2 separate regions of the Homo sapiens genome follow, and region 2 is linked to region 1. The links are chromatin contacts, found by Hi-C or POLR2A ChIA-PET in ENCODE. All regions are on one chromosome and are shown on one strand. Each heading gives the region's core, a stretch centred on a gene start or an enhancer-like site at or near the end of the contact. The rest is flanking DNA. Distances are from core to core; before and after follow the strand shown.

Region 1 (2,737 bases), core at 118-2,617:
GTCAACATGGTGAAACCCCATCTCTACTAAATACACAAAAAATCAGCTGGGCGTGGTGGTGCGCGCCTGTAGTCCCAGCTACTCAGGAGGCTGAGGCAGGAGAATCGCTTGAGCCCTAAAGGTGGAGATTGCACTGAGCTGAGATCTTGCCACCACTCTCCAGCCTGGGCGACTTAACAAGACTCCGTCTCAATAATAATAATAATAACAACAACAATCACTTAAAAATAAAATTAGATAATGTATTAAAATGAGACGTGAGGAGCTAGTGATTTAAGTAAGCTCAGTATGTGTTAACTTTGATAATATTCACATGTAGTCCATTAATTGAGCAATTATACTATGGGGCTGGGCACCGTATAGCTGCTGGAGATATACCCTGTCATCATGTCATCAATGGGAAAAACCGACAAGTAACTGATTATTGCCACACGATGTGACAGATGCTACGACAGAAATAAGAACAGGGTGCTCCGGGAACAACAGGGGAGGCACCTGTGTGACAGCCCTGACTGGAAAGTTGTCAGCAGCTGTCAGGGAAGGCTTCATGGAGGAAGTGACTACTGTGGAGTTTGAAGGTGCAGTAGGAGTAAGCTGGGTGGACAGAGGAACCACCCTGAGCAAGGAGGTAGAGATCTGAGAAGGCATGCTCATTGAAGAAAATAGAGAGCAGTTCTGACAAAATGAAGCTATAAAGGCCTGTAGATGCCAGATCACAAAGGGCATTAGCTTGTTTTGTGAAAGAATTTATGCTCTTTTCTGAGAGAATGGGGAGGCATTGTTGGACGTGTGCCCTCTCAGAGATAAAATTTAAGTGGAGAGCACTGAGTTAAGAAAATATCTCGATATCATGAAATTAACACAGGTTTGGAGCCCCCACAGATCCTCAATCCTGGTTAAGTTCCATGTATGACCTAATCAACTCCACCTCTCTTTCGTGGACAATCAGCAATGACATCTACCTCTCAGGATTATTGCGAGGGCTAAATGAGATAGTGCAGGTCAAGTTCGCTGCAAAGTGTGTGTCACATAATGAACATTTTAAGTAAATATCAACTCTTTTCGATGAAGCACTGTGTAAGTAGAATACGAAAGCTATTGCCAGGCCTCTCCCTCCTCCCTCCCTTCCTTTTCCTCTCTCAGCAGTGCAGGCAGCAGCAGCCAAAAGCCAGGGACGTGGAGGATGTCCACTGAAGCGAGTACTCCAGAGCGATGATTAAAAGGCAGCCGCCCCGAATCCCGGGCGCGGGCGGGGAGCGAGGCTGGGCATGCTCAGTGGGCCGGAGACGGGAGGGAAGCGGGGAGGGGGCGGGGGCGGGGGCGGGGGTTGGGGGGGGTGGGTCGGAGCCGCGCGAAGGCGCATGCTCAGTCTCCGCATCTGCTCCTTCATCCAGTGCCGCAGCCGGAAAACCGCAGCGGCGGCGGCGGCGGCTGAGGGGGAACGATCCAGCGAGCTGCAGAAAGGGGGGCAGGAAAAAATTACAAGGACATTACTGATAAGACAGGAACTGAGAGCTTGGGATTCGCGGCCTCTCCCCGGCCACCACCTTCGCCGTCAGCAAGGGAGGAAGACCCGGGAGACGGCAGCGGCGACGGCGGCAGGGGAAGGAGGAGACGGCGACGGGAGGGAGCACAGAGGAGGGGACGGGCCGGCGGCGGCCTGTGAGCCGCAGTGATTTTGACGTTTTCCGCTGCTGCGTCTCCGGCGGGCAGGGGCCGGGCTGCGCTGGGTGGGCCAGCTCGCCCCGCGCTTCCCCCTCGTCCTGCTCGTCCCTCCGCCCACCCGGGGCCTGAGGGGTCTCCCCGCTCCGAGGGAAGGGGAGAGGGAGGCGAGGGCGTGCGGGCATCGCGATGGCGGGGACATTTTCCACAACGTGATTGTTGAAGGCTCCCCCCATCCCCCCTCCCTTAAAATTCCGGGCCCTTCCAGCCTCCACCCTCCCCCAAGCCCGTGTGACTAAACCGAGACAAAGGGGAGGCGGCCTCGCTCACACGCGGGCTCGCGGGGCGGGTGGCTCGGAGGGGCGCGGGCACGGGGCGGACCTCGCGCGGACGGACGGACGGAGACGGCGCCGCCACATTCCTATGCCCGGGAGCGGCGGCGGCGGCGGCGGCGGCTCCCGCGGGAGGCGGCAGGCGCGCGGCGCGGACAGCTGAGCTTCTCCTCCGTCGGCGCCCGGGCGGACATCGCCCGGGCCCCGATGGTTTGAGCTTGCTTCTCCCTCCCTCCCGACCCCCGTGGTGGCGAGGCCACGCCATGTGAAGGTTAGGGCCGGGACATCCCGAGGAGCCGCGGTGAAAGATGGGGGATGCTGCAGACCCCAGGGAGATGAGAAAGACGTTCATTGTTCCAGCCATCAAGCCTTTTGACCACTATGATTTCTCCAGGGCCAAAATCGCCTGCAATCTGGCCTGGCTGGTGGCCAAAGCCTTTGGGACAGGTTAGTGGTGTCACCCTTTCCCTCCCCTCTTCCTCCTGATGTGGTCCACATCTCGGTTTTTGTTCCCGATTCTCGAATCCCTCCCTCCCCGTGCCTGTCTTCTCGTACAGGTTAAGGGAGATGATGGGAGGCTAGGAAGAGAAAGAAAGGAGAAATAAGGAAAGCAGGTTTGGTCTTCAATGAAGGGCACGTGAATGGTCAGGTGGGATTTGGCCAGATTCCTTTTATTGGATGGCAAAATGTCCCCCCCATCCCCCAGTGAGCAATTTTATGTTTTTACATAGAGTGGTTTTGAT
Region 2 (2,737 bases), core at 152-2,651, 420 kb after region 1:
ACAGCATCACAGCAGGAGACAGAAAGCCTTATGTTGCTGTGTCTAACAGCTGATACAGGTATTCTGGTGATGCTACTGTGCTTAGTTACCCTGAACACATCATTTATTTTCACTGTGTTAATAGTACATCATATTTTTTTACCGTTAAGAACTTATGTGTAACGTAAGAAAATATTTATCGGTAGCATATAAATTCATTGTCAGGAATGGTGGTGATGCCAACCAACCAGACTATCCACATGGGTGCCTGAGATAGTGACGCCTTTGCTTTCTGATGGTTCAGTGTAGATAAACTTTGTTTCATGCACACAATTATTGAAAATATTGTATAAAATTACCTTCGGGCTATGTATATACAGCATATATGAAACATAAACGAACTTCAGGTTTAGACTTAGGTCCCCTCCCCAAGATAGCTCATTTTTTATGTGCAAATACTCCCAAATCCAAAAATATCTGAAACAAAACATACTTTGGTCCAAAGCAAAGGAAGGTATGGAGAACTTAGATAACTTCTCCAAACTTCCTTGCTGGAAGTCCACCACTGATCTGTCTGATCAGAGTGAGCCAGTGCTCTGTGCCCCACCCTTCCTCACTCCTCACCCGCACTATCCTTAGGGAGGCCAGCAGCCTTGAACCTGAAGGAAGACCACTAAAAGAAGTATGGCCCATAGGTGAGTGAGAGGCAGGCTTAAGGAGCAGCTGGCTACCTCTGAGTCAGCCCTGTAGACAGGGTGGCCGTGCACTGTGGTCGTGACCAGGTGCTGCAGGCTCACCTCCCTCACCTTGTTGGCTTCAGCTGGGGGCACCAGCAAACACCCGACCACAGCCACCAAAGATAAGAGCTTCATGCTTATCAGGCTTGCTGGGCCAGCAAAGCCGGACACCTGGAAAAAGAGATACGGAGTCGGAGAAGGGGAAGGTGGCCACACCGCAGCCAGCACGCTAGGCCCTTAACCATCCGGCCAAGTGGGAATGGGGTTGGGGGCTGGGCTCCAGGATTCCAAGGCCTGCTAAACCTGGTCGCCAAACCCTGCTTCCCTCCCGCCCAACTCTCCGGCTCTCCGCCAGCCACCTGGTGAGCCCGGCAGAGGGGTCCTCGAGGGGACACCGCTGCCAGGGGCCTCCAGTTCCTTCTCAAGGCCCGGCTCTGACCCGCGCATCACGTCCCACCGCCCTCCGCCATCTCCGCCTCTGCCCGCCCCGCAGCTCCTCCCCGCTCGGGCCCGACGGGAACTTTTGGGTGCGAGTCTGGGACCCCTGCTCCGACGGCGAAGGCCGGTGCCCACCACGCCCAGAGGTCTTAAGCCGGACTGGGACCCCCAATAGCCCCGCGACCCCCGTCCCCTCCCCCAATGCCGCGTCCACGAACCTACAAGCCCGCTGCAGCCGCAAAAGACCCAGTTGTCCCCGCCCTCTCCTAGCTTCTATTGGTTGCCAGAGCAGCCCCTTAACCCGACCGCGCTGTCGCCATGGCAACAAGACCCGCCTTCACCTGGGCGGGGAGACTCTTGCGCAAGGGAGAGGCGGGCATTTCTCAAACCCGACCAAACCAGAAAAGGGAACGTCAGCCTTCCAAACTCCTGGGGAAGGGTCTTGCCTTTGTGTGGCCTGAGAACTCCCACTGCGGTGCTTCTCCCTTCCTTGTATTATAAAACTCAGCTTGTTTCATCTTGCTGTTTTAGAAAGAAAGCGCTTTATACACTGTAAGCTAGTAACGTCAACAAAAACGATACGAGATTGAAGGGCTTTGTCCTCATTCAAAATCTGGAAATGTTATTTAGGGATCCACGTCTTTGCTGCAGAAGACTTTCTGCGCGGCAACGTCTCTACCCCTACACACACCTCTGAGAAGGAGAAATCTAGGGTTGGCGATGGGTGGTGTGGGCTGGGCCTGTGAAGAGTGTGCACAACAGCGTCCTCAGCCTGATCCCCCTACCCCATGCTGGTGCTGGGCCTGGCAAAATGGGGCAAAGTGTGCATGGCCAGGATGCAGGGGTGAGGGTCCCTGGCTGCTATGTGGCAGATGTGAACTTCTTGCCAGCTGTGAAGGAAAGGGGAGTCATATGAATTCAGGGCACCAGACCCGGAGTGAGGACACCGGGGCTTTGGCCCTGGCGCTCCCCCTAAGCAGCTGTGTTAGCCTGGAAAAGATACCTCCCTTCTCTGGGCCTCAGCTTCCCTTACTTCCCTTATCTGTAAAATGATTCGGTTGGATTCTAAGATCCCCTTCAGCTTTGATATGTTGGGATTCCTTAGGGGTGGGTGGGAGGGGTATCAATATGGCCCAAACTTGAGGTTGGTGGCTGGATTAGCATAGGGGCTGGGTCCAGGTGGAATCAAGCCCCTCGCAGGCCCTGTGAACTGAGGTGGGCACTTATCTGGAGGCCACTGAGTTTGTGTTCCTCTCTCCTATGCTTATGTCTTATTCCTCTTTATATCCTTGCCACCTGGCAGAGTGACCTGTGTTTGGTAGGTGCTCAGGAAGTGTTTGCTAAACTGAATTCTATAGAATTAAATTAAATCTAGTTGGCAGGGGGCAGGGGCAGGAGGCCTGCAGTGTGATGCAAAGGTCAGGGGCTTTGGAGCTAGAGTGACCAGGGCAGGAATCCTGGTTCCTCCCTTCCTAGTTGTGTGAATTTGGGTGGTTTCCTTTAGGACACCGCCTTTGGATCTTTGGAAGTCTTTGGAATCCTTTCAGAAGTCTCGGTTTCCATGCCCATAAAATGGGATTAAT

Evidence for each region. A loop is a pair of places that touch in the nucleus more often than their neighbours do. ChIA-PET counts read pairs that join two places held with the same protein, here RNA polymerase II (POLR2A). Pooled maps may share reads with other maps.
Region 2: a map of CD8-positive, alpha-beta T cell shows a loop between it and region 1 (30-fold over the local background). The contact joins the promoter of TMEM9 here to the promoter of CAMSAP2 in region 1. A Hi-C loop is called at or near these places in 3 of 168 maps with a recorded cell type or tissue (CD4-positive, alpha-beta T cell, CD8-positive, alpha-beta T cell and naive thymus-derived CD4-positive, alpha-beta T cell) and 7 of 50 pooled maps. POLR2A ChIA-PET finds 5 or more read pairs at or near these places in 1 of 52 experiments (activated T-cell).

What each region holds. Positions count from the first base shown.
Region 1 is chr1:200,737,526-200,740,262 of GRCh38, forward strand. It overlaps CAMSAP2 (calmodulin regulated spectrin associated protein family member 2), which reads left to right and starts at 1,368. Exons shown (of 17, transcript NM_203459.4): 1 at 1,368-2,441. The coding sequence starts at 2,303. RefSeq lists an enhancer at 998-1,077 and silencers at 1,718-2,077, 2,108-2,177.
Region 2 is chr1:201,153,073-201,155,809 of GRCh38, forward strand. It overlaps TMEM9 (transmembrane protein 9), which reads right to left and starts at 1,402. Exons shown (of 5, transcript NM_001288565.2): 1 at 786-1,402. The coding sequence starts at 851. RefSeq lists an enhancer at 639-788 and a silencer at 1,199-1,478.